2 separate regions of the Homo sapiens genome follow, and region 1 is linked to region 2. Evidence: read pairs that join two places in POLR2A ChIA-PET (ENCODE). Cell type or tissue: A673. All regions are shown on one strand.

Evidence for each region. Peaks named below come from ENCODE experiments on the same cell type or tissue, not always from the same donor. Only the 100,000 strongest peaks of a DNase experiment are listed, where the experiment ranks them.
Region 1: POLR2A ChIA-PET joins it to region 2 with 5 read pairs; 8 of 35 experiments call an interaction of 5 or more read pairs at or near these places.

Annotation. Positions count from the first base shown.
Region 1 is chr10:33,342,294-33,347,293 of GRCh38, forward strand. No RefSeq gene overlaps it. Among named protein-coding and RNA genes, the nearest start is that of NRP1, 10 kb to the left of the region's middle. In A673, no CTCF peak of the experiment used is centred here; no DNase peak of the experiment used is centred here.
Region 2 is chr10:33,416,451-33,421,450 of GRCh38, forward strand. No RefSeq gene overlaps it. Among named protein-coding and RNA genes, the nearest start is that of NRP1, 84 kb to the left of the region's middle. In A673, no CTCF peak of the experiment used is centred here; a DNase peak (open chromatin) is centred at 3,081.

The DNA.
Region 1 (5,000 bases), 74 kb before region 2:
TGTGTTTTCATCTGAGCTGGCTTCTTTCTCAAGCAAGAACTCCCCAGGCAGTGTCAAAGATAGTAATGACAGCTCCGTAGTTAAGGGGCCCTTCAAGGTCATGATCACTGAGAAAGTGTTCAGGCAGAGGGTGCTTTCTCCCTCAGAGTATGTAATTATCATTAATAAAATTCTGATTCACTCCAGTTGGATGATGTACCCATCCCTGGGCCAGTTAGTTGTCAAGGGAGACGGGTTACTCTTAAGCCCACCCTGGCTGTGGGCATGAGAACACATGGTAGACAGAATGCAGACAGGCCATCTCCAAGAGGAAAAGGGAGTCTCTGGATTCTGTGATACAAATAAAGGGAAAAGGACGCCAGGCAGTCAGCGGAAACAGGTGCCCACCACTCGGCAGCCCATTCTCTTGGTTATAGTTAGTTGTTTTCAAGTGATAGTACAGTTGACTCTTGAACAATATGGGGGCTAGGGGTCCCGACCCCTCCCCTGCACAGTTGAAAATTCACATATAATTTTTGACTCCCCTAAAACTTAGCTAGTAATAGCTCACTGTTGGTCAGAAGCCTTCCCAATAACATAGTCAACTAACCCATATCGTGTACATGTATTATATGCTGTGTTCTTACAATGAAGTAAGCTAGAGAAAAGAAAATGTTATTAAGAAAATCAGAAGGAGGAGAAAGTACGTCTACTATTCGTGAAGTGGAAGTGGATTATCGTAAAGGTCTTCATCCTCATCATCTGCATAAGGAGTAGATTGAGGAAGGAGGAGGAAGAGGAGGGGTTGGTCTTGCTGTCTCAGGAGTGGCAGAGGCAGAAGAAAATCTGTAAAGAAGTGAACTTGCAGAGTTCTAACCTGTGTTGTTCAAGGGTCAGCTGTACATGTTCTTAGTTTTTGTTTTGGTTGGTGTTAGTGTCGTGTTTGTTTTATTTTGCTTTGCTTTCAGTTTTTTATTTGAATATCCAGCTGTGGCAGACAGCATGAATCTATAGATTTTACTTCAAAATCTGAGGCCAGTACTGTATGCAGGGCCAGCTGTCAGTAAAATTATAAAGCAGGAAGAGCTTTTGTTTGTTTTTTGAGACAGAGTCTCAGTCTGTCCCCAAGCTGGAGTGGAGTGGTGCAATCTCAAGTCACTGCAACCTCCACCTCCCGAGTTCAAGTGATTCTCATGCCTCAGCCTCCCGAGTAGCTGGGATTACAGGTTCCCACCACCATGCCCAGCTAATTTTTGTATTTTTAGTAGAGATGGGGGTCTCACCATGTTGGCCAGGCTGGTTTCGAACTCCTGACCTCAAGTGACCCGCCTGCCTCAGCCTCCCAGAGTGCTAGGATTACAGGCATGAACCGCTGTATACGGCCAAGAGGAGTTCATTTTTAACTCCATCTCCTTTTGGGTGTATGTCCCTAATTTAATTCGCTCTTCCCTGTCCTCTCACAAGGACTTCCAAAGAAATAGAGCAGTGGCAGAACACAATACTTAACTCATAGAATGGTGAGATTGCAGGCACCACTGTTAGCCAGGTGAGGAAGGTTTTTGGAGGCAAGGAACCTTCCAAAATATCTTCATAAGGATGTAAGGAACCTATGCATACTTGGAGTTGGAGTGTACTGCTGTGTTCAGACATTTAAAGCTGCCTTTGTAAAGGAAATGAGATTATATTTACTCTGGGGAGATTGCCATGAAGACAGTGCTTGAGAAGCACCTTTAAAATATGAAGTTTTCCTCAACAAATGCAACATTTTTAAGGGGCTACGACTGGTGGACTACAGGTGTGAAAAGTGTGCAGTATAACAGCAATAGCATCATAAATGGAAAAGCTTGGAACAGACTGTTCTTCTGCAGAGCATATCTTGTGTGGTGTGTTTTTTTCGAGGTATGTTAAGAGTCTTGGAACAAAAGAATTACTTGACTATATTGAGATGTATCTGGAACAGGCCCACACACGTCTGTGGTGCCAGTTTATTCTTTTACAAAATGTTACCTTTAAAAAAAATTTTTAAATACACACTTAAATGGGGATGGGAGCACTGTCAGGGAGAGTCTCACCTATGAAAGCAAAAAGCACAGCTTAATTTCAGAGCACTGCACTGGGAGTCCAGTCTCCGCTCTCCACAACTCTCAGAGAAATTCTGAACACAGCACTTTGTCATATTTTCCACTAATTTGTTCCCAAGGTCTCTCTCCGGAGAGCGTCTACAAACTCAACCCCTGCCCTGAAGGGGCTGTGGAGGAAGTGGGCAAGGTTGTCTACAGTGTGACTTTCTTGGGATACTTCTTCATCCTGGGGGAAGGCCTAATGTCTAAGTGACCACCTGTGAGCAGGTGTTTCTCTCACAGGGATCCGTTTCTACGAGCAGACACCCTTGTGGCTCTTGTTTGATCTGTGTTCAGTTTATTCCTACCAAGATAGCTACTCTCTAGGAAAGCCTGGATCGGTTTCCTCTCTAGGAGACCCCAGAAGGAGGTTGGGTTCAGGTATGTCAGGCAGGGGAGACACAAAGGAGGCAACTCAACAAAGCACATGAAACAGCAGAGGATGTGTATTACTCACAGGTCCCAGAGAGGAAGGGAGCAGGACTCATAGGGCCAGCTGGAAGTGGGGAACTGTCTGAGACACACACATGCAACCAGGGAGTGGGGAGCAAGAGAGAGAGTTGTAGGGGGGACCTGTGGGCCAAAGCCCTTACTAGGGTCTAGGGCATTACCCAAGTAGGCTTCCCATGGGAAGTTCTAATCGGTGGGTGAGCTCTGTGGAGACTGCAACTGAGAGGGGGTCACTGCAGCATATCTGTGTGTTCTATGTTGGTGGGGGAGTTGTTGGGGCAGTCAGTGGGGCCAGTCAAGTAGGTTGTATCCAGCTCTCCCTTAGGGAGGTGGTCACCAGCAAGTGGTTGTCAACCACCTTGAGTTACTGGGAGGAAGCAGAGAGCAGAAGACTATGTCAAAGATGACTAAGCCCTGCTCCCCGTATGAGAAAGTCAAGCCTAGATTCAGGACCGATGCCAGAGCAACATAAAACTATAGAACTCACTACATGCTTCATGCAGCTCGGTTTCCAGTGTTTCCATCTGTAAGAGACAAGTATTGAATTAAGTGATGTATCAGGACCTTATCAGTTGCCAAATTGAATCATTCTACTGTTTTTTTCAGCAGCTTTGATAAAACATTAGTGCAGGCTTGTCATTACCCAATACTACTGGAGGCCTTGAAAGTGTGGAGTGCTGTACTAGGATGGCACATGACGTGACTTATGCTGACATTGACTCCTATGCTGACATTGACTCCTTTGCACAGCTGATATTTGAAACGCTCTTGGTATATTTTCTTTCTGAATTGTTTGTGTTCCTAACATGGGCCATGAATCTCTGAAGTGGACATGGATACCATGTCCTATGTCTACCTGTACATATTGTCAGCTTGCAATAAGAAATATGATAATAAAATGAAGTTCTATCAGAGGAGTGGCAGGGGATGATCAAACCACAAAGAAAACAAAGCAAGGAAACAGCACAACGCAAACACAGACACCCCTCACCAAAACTCTTCTCTGCCTGATTGCTCTAAAACACAAGGCAAGTCAATATTCCTGTTCAGCTGAGAACAAGAGTGTTTACTTCATGGAAGATCTTTGAGAGTTAGCTAAATTAAAAATTTAAGGAAAAAGGCTTATCAAGAAAATATGAGTCAAAATGTGGCTGTTCCTTTTTATGTTTCTCCGATTTCGTGCTATTTTGCTACTGGAAATTTTCTGCCTCTCTGGATACTCTTGCAAATGGGAACAGATACGCCTAGCCTGGGTTCCTGCTCCATCATTCCCCCAGTTCTAGGAGCAGGAGCGGAGCACCACTGGTGCTAGGTCAAGTGGAAGACAAATGATGCCACATTTTTGCTGTGGATTTTCTTTTATGTCGTCTCTAGCTTCTGGACCAGCGGTATATTATTTTTCAGAGTCTTTTTCAGATCAATTCTGAGCTTAATTGCTGACTTGCTTGTGAGGTTGGAAGCTCTACCTACAGTGTACCATGCTTTTGATAGAGAAGGTTTCTGGGCAGTTTTTGGTTTTTCATAGAGGTATTGGATAGGCTCATACTGATTAAGCTGTGGCTCCAGCAAACATGCTCAATATTATGAAGTCCAGGAGGTAGGTTTTGTTGCTAACATAAAAATATTCTTCAGCTCCACGCTGGCCCAAAGCAGGAGGGGGAAGTTGGAGAGGAACTTCTTCATCCATCAAACAAAGTGTATATTTGTTGCCGTTTTGACAATCACATCCCTTAGTAAAAGATGTACTTGAAAAACAATATAAATAAAATAAAGTTTCATAAAGGCTCCCAAACATTCTTCCTTTCCCCCTGAGGCTATAATGACTATCCTGGTTTTAAAATCCCTTTTCTTATTCCTTCTGAGTTTTCCCATTTCGTGCTCCCTGGGAGCATCTCTGTAAAATAAGCCTGTGGAAAATGGGTAATGAGGAAATCGTTGCCTTAATTGAAGGTCGCATCTACAAAGGTCCAGGTAGGTGCACTTTGGCTGATGGAAAAATCCCCCAGAGTGACATCCTGCTGCCCTGAAATAGAGGCTCGGTTGTCATTTGTTAGAACAACGGTGGCGCCTGGTTGGCATCTCGAGTGTTGTCTTTGTTAATCTCACAACCAGGTGATTTCCATTACTGACGACACCCCACATGGGAAGGGGGCAAGGAAGGGCCCCCAAGGACTCCCATAATTAAGCACAAACACTTTTACAGTATTAAGTCAAAGCCGAATGCCTCCCAAATCCTCTTGGTGTTGAGTTCGTGTGCCCTACACAATGGTGACCTTTAATATGTCCCTTTCAGATCCAGCTAGATTAGTCCTGTGCTCTGGCCTTGATATTTTTTGTTTTGTTTTCTAGTGCTATTCCTTTAAAAGAAGAACTATGAGAGTGATTTTTTTAATCTGTTTGCTTACTTTTCTTTTCTTTTTTTGGCTTATTGTCAACATGTTGTGTTGACAC
Region 2 (5,000 bases):
AAACTGTACAATATAAAAAAGTAGGTGAGCAAATGGCTTAGTCAGCTCAGCAGTAACAGTGGCACAGAATTGAGTTCCTGAGCAAGTACTTTGGACAATTAGCAACTATCTTTTGTCCACATGGAGATTACTGAGCTTATGATAACCATTTCAAAATGGGCACAGTGCTGGCTAGTAAGAAGCATTTAGTCTAATAACAAGAGAGGTGGCACATATATAAATGCCTGCAGATTCCTGTCATGAGTGGAGGGCCAGAAATGGCTTACGTACTTGAGTCTGAATCAAAAGAAAGTATTTCACGGGAAAAGGCATCTCACTCTCAATCTCCCAAGCCAAATAAGGAGATAGGTTGCTATTACAATTTGTATATAGGAGAAAAAACGGATAGTGGCTAGTTGGATGGATGATGGATAGATGGATAAAGGATGGATGGATGGATGACGGATGAATGGATGGATGGTGGATGGATGGATGGATGATGGATGGATGATCGATGGATGGATGGATGCATGGACAGATGGATGGATACATACATGCATACTTAGGATATATAATAAATTGTATATTTAATAGTCATTAGCATTCTAATATCTATTGGGTGAACGGAAAATTTGTAGAGGAATATGTACCTACATTCTTTGCATTCATCAGCTAAGTTAATTGTCAGCAGACTCTTTGGGAAAAAATTAGGAGCACAGCTAAGGTCAGTATAGGATGGAATGTCTAAAGGGGTAGGGGAGATATATCAACCTTAATTGTGTACTTTTGGATAACCGAATAGGGAGATTCTTAGAGAAGAAGATGGAGGGTTCTCAAAAATAGATGATGCATGTGTATAAGTGTTGGTGTCTGTCATCAATTAAACAAAATCCAGAATGTACCAGGTTGAGAATGAAGAAAATGAGAATGAAAAGGAAATGCAATAGAAAAGAAATTAGATCAAATATAGAAGGAATAGTAGATCAAAATTAGGAAAAGGTATTCATTGTCCAAAGCATGTAGATACTAGCACTTGCATAGCATTGGATCCTGTTAGGGTTAAAGAAAGAGAATCTCATGCTCCCAGAGCTATCTGGTGAACGTCCCCAACTGTACATGTGGAGCTCTGCAGGCCCCACGTCTGCAATAGTACTGTAGACTACATCTCCGTCCACAGCCAGCCTCGGCATGTTCCATTTACACCACATGGAGAAATAAAATGTATTTCTAATCGGCTTTCTAATAAGTACTAATTAGTCCAGGCCTTTGTGATCCATAAAGAGATAAAGAGTGAGCTTGCATCCTTCCATCAAAGCGCTGAAGCTGCAGCTGGCAAAACCTCATGCTGCTTTTCCTGCCTATCTTAAGGAAGAAATTGAAATTAGCTCAATGAAAAAATCTCATTTAGATTTTGCTAATATGTATTAAAATCCAAGAGGTAAAACCGTGCAAGCAACTGTGACAGAGTTCCCAGGAGTGGTCTGAGGGGGACCAGCTTGGGGCAGCATTCGAACAGTCTCTTCCAGGAAGTCACATTTAAAACAAGAGCATTAAATCGTGACGGATGTACAGCATCAGCCATTTTGATGCATCTTTGCATTAAAGGACACGATAATACCTAAGAGGTGGGGAGAAAGTCAATGCACCATATTGATTATTATGAATACAAGAGTTTTAAAGTTAGACAGGGTTTTGTAGTTATAAGATCCAAAATGATCTTCCAGCTGAAGTATTATTGCAAACACCACCAAGACAATATCCAAGACCAAGGGAGAGAATTCAGAAAGCAGGCTGCCGGGCCCACAGTCCTTGTGCTTCAATCAGGCACCAATCCAACTCCATCAAAGTTAGACAAATTATCCCAAGGTCTCCAAGCACCTTCTCCATTAAGTGAGCACAGAGACACTCATGGTTTTCAGTGCATGAAAACTCCCTGGGAAACAGCTGAGGCAGATTTTCTCTTGTTTCTGCTTTTACCTGGGTCTTAGGAAATGTTTCATGTTTTCCCCACAGCAGTTTCCAGAACACAACATTTCCTCAAGGCTACTCTAGGGCTGTCCCACTTCCCATTTCATGTCCAAGGTCATAAAGTATTCTTAATGTAATTGTAACCATGATGTCTTGTGGCCAGGCTTGTCGTGATTCAAAACAAGAAGTGTTTAGAAATCGTTTGCCATGTAGTAACAAAGTCTAACGCATCTTTCTTTGTTATTTGTAACAAAACTGTTCCGGAAGGGGATGTATAGTGCATAGGATCTGTACAACATAGTGCTCAAGCCTTAAGTTAAAATGCATTAAAATGGGCTGGGCACGGTGGCTCTCGCCTGTAATCCCAGCACTTCGGGAGGCCGAGGCGGGCAGATCATGAGGTCAGGAGATCGAGACCATCCTGGCTAACATGGTGAAACCCCGTCTCTACTAAAAAATATATATATAAAAAATTAGCTTGGTGTGGTGATGGGCGGCTGTAGTCCCAGCTACTCGGGAGCAGAGGTAGGAGAATGGTGTGAACCTGGGAGGTGGAGGTTGCAGTGAGCTGAGATCGTCTCACTGCACTCCAGCCTGGGCGACAAAGCGGGACTCCATCTAAAAAAAAAAAAAAAAAAAAAGCATTAAAATGAAATGAATCTTGAAGTTAAAGACACCGTCATAGGAGGTCTGTGAGAGCCAGTTGCTAATAGCAAGGTGGGTATGGAGGATAAAGAGTAGCAGAAGATGAGATAAAAAGGTAGGTTACCCAGATACTGTGATATAAAGCATTTTATATAAAAAGGAGGGTCACACAAATATTGTGAAACGCTGAATTTTATATTGAGAGATGAAAAATCCATCTGGAAATCAAAAAGAGAAAAAAAAAAACCCACATGAATGGAATACATCTGAGGGGGTGAAGAGTATGGCAGGGGCTGAGAAAAGAAAATAATTTTGATAGTGAGCTTTTTAGATTCCTAAGAATGAGAAGAGATAAGCAGGAGAGTTAGGAGGAGGAAGCTGGAGTCCTATCCAGATTCAGCAGGAAATTATTTCAGCCTAAACTAGAGACACAGTGGAAGTGAGAAAGAAAGCACTCGGTTTGTAAGATTTCTGTTCAGGAAGTGGAGTGAGGGTCCCGTGGGAATGAGTGTGGCCAGAGGAGGAAATGGAGGAATAATAGATGATTGCAAGCCCCCAGGTTTGGGAGGCGGGGAGGTGTTATTGACAGTCAGGAAGGGAAAGAAGGTGTCTTAAAAAGGAAACAAACAGGGTTCATTTTTAGGTTGGTTATTTGATGTATGAGGAGAAACATTTAAAAGTCAAGACTTAGGGGAGGATGTGTCTAGGAAATCGAGGGCAGAGGGGATTGCTATACCCATGGGATGACTCCGTTTACTCCACAAATGTAGAAGAAATGTCTTCAGGGCCAAATTTCACTGGAGGTGAAAACATGAAGAACATGAGTACGATTACCTGGGAGTTTAGCAGACGGCTGTATCATCCAGATTTTGTTTTCAGTGCCTCTACACCTGTGTACCTTCCAGAGCATTCGGTTGATTCATGAGGCTTGTAGAATCTGCTTTTTATAAATTAAAGGAATAAATCTTTGGTGATTATAGTAAGGAGATAATGGGGAGGATAAGGAGAGCTCACAGATACAACATAGGACAAAAGTCAGAATTTTCACATGTCAACACGAATGAAACTTTACAAATAACTACAGGGAAGGCAGAATAGAAGGGAGACAAGATTTGGGCAAGGCAAACAGAGGGCTGATTTTGAAAGTACAGAGGAAGTGGTGAAAACAGTGTGACAGAGGAAGAAAGGATGAGAAGAAATAGACAAGCGCTGCAAAGAAAATGGAGGAGGCTGGGAGCAGTGGTTCACACCTATAATCCCAGCACTTAGGGAGGCCGAGGTGGGTGGATCACTTGAGTTCAGGAGTTTGAGACCAGCCTGGCCAACATGGTGAAACCCCGTGTTTACTAAAAATACAAAAATTAGTTGGGCATGGTGGCATATGCCTGTAGTCCCAGCTACTCGGGAGGCTAAGGCAGGAGAATCGCTTGAATCCAGGAGACTAAAGTTGCAGTGAGTCAAAATGACACCGCTGCTCTCCAGCCTGGGTGACAGAATGAGACTCAGCCCCCTCTCCCACCCAATAAAAAGAAAGAAAAAGAGAGAGAGAGAAAGAAAGAAGAAAGAAAGAAAAGAAAGAAAGAAAGAAAAGAAAGAGAGAGAGAGAAAGAAAGAAAGAGAGAGAGAGAAAGAAAGAGAAAGAAAGAAAGAAAGAAAGAAAGAAAGAAAGAAAGAAAGAAAGAAAGAAAGAAAGAAAAAGAAAATGGGCGAAATGTCTAGAGAATCAGAGGTAAATGTTTGGAGTAAATGACACCCAGATGGCCAGGGCCACCTCTCCTTTTTCTGGAGAAACAAAGGCAACCCCTATCCTATTCTTATCAGCAGCTAAAGGCAGAATCGATGCAAGAAGATTCCACAGGAAGGGAAGTTCCTGATTCTGATTTGTGTACTAGGACTAGAGGTTCATATGAGCAGGGAATTGATAAATAAAATGATCAATAATCTAGAAGTGAACATAATAGATAGCTTCAAGAGGCACAGATGCGCAAGCCTATTGCTGAAGCGGCATCAAACATTTCTGAGATTCAAGAAAATAACCATTTGGGTCTCATGGTGGGGGCCTGGGGATGCTGGAATTTAAATAAATGTCCCAGATACTGATCCAGAGAGAAAAGCAAGATTTGAAGATCATCAAGAGAAACAAATCTGTTTACCTCCATTAACCTCCACCCCCTTTTCTCCGTCACCCTCTTCTCCACATATATACGGGGAAAAAGACTCAAGGGGGTCCCAGCAGGTGGTGATTTCTTGAATGGTGTTCATTTTCTACTTGCATGCTGTGGCCTTATTTTAAATTTGAATTACTTTGTAAGCAGGAAGAAAAATCATTATTTTTAAGTCATTAAGAAAGCCAGATAACTTTGAAAATTAAGCCAAATGAAAGATCGAGCTATCTTAATGCCCAAATA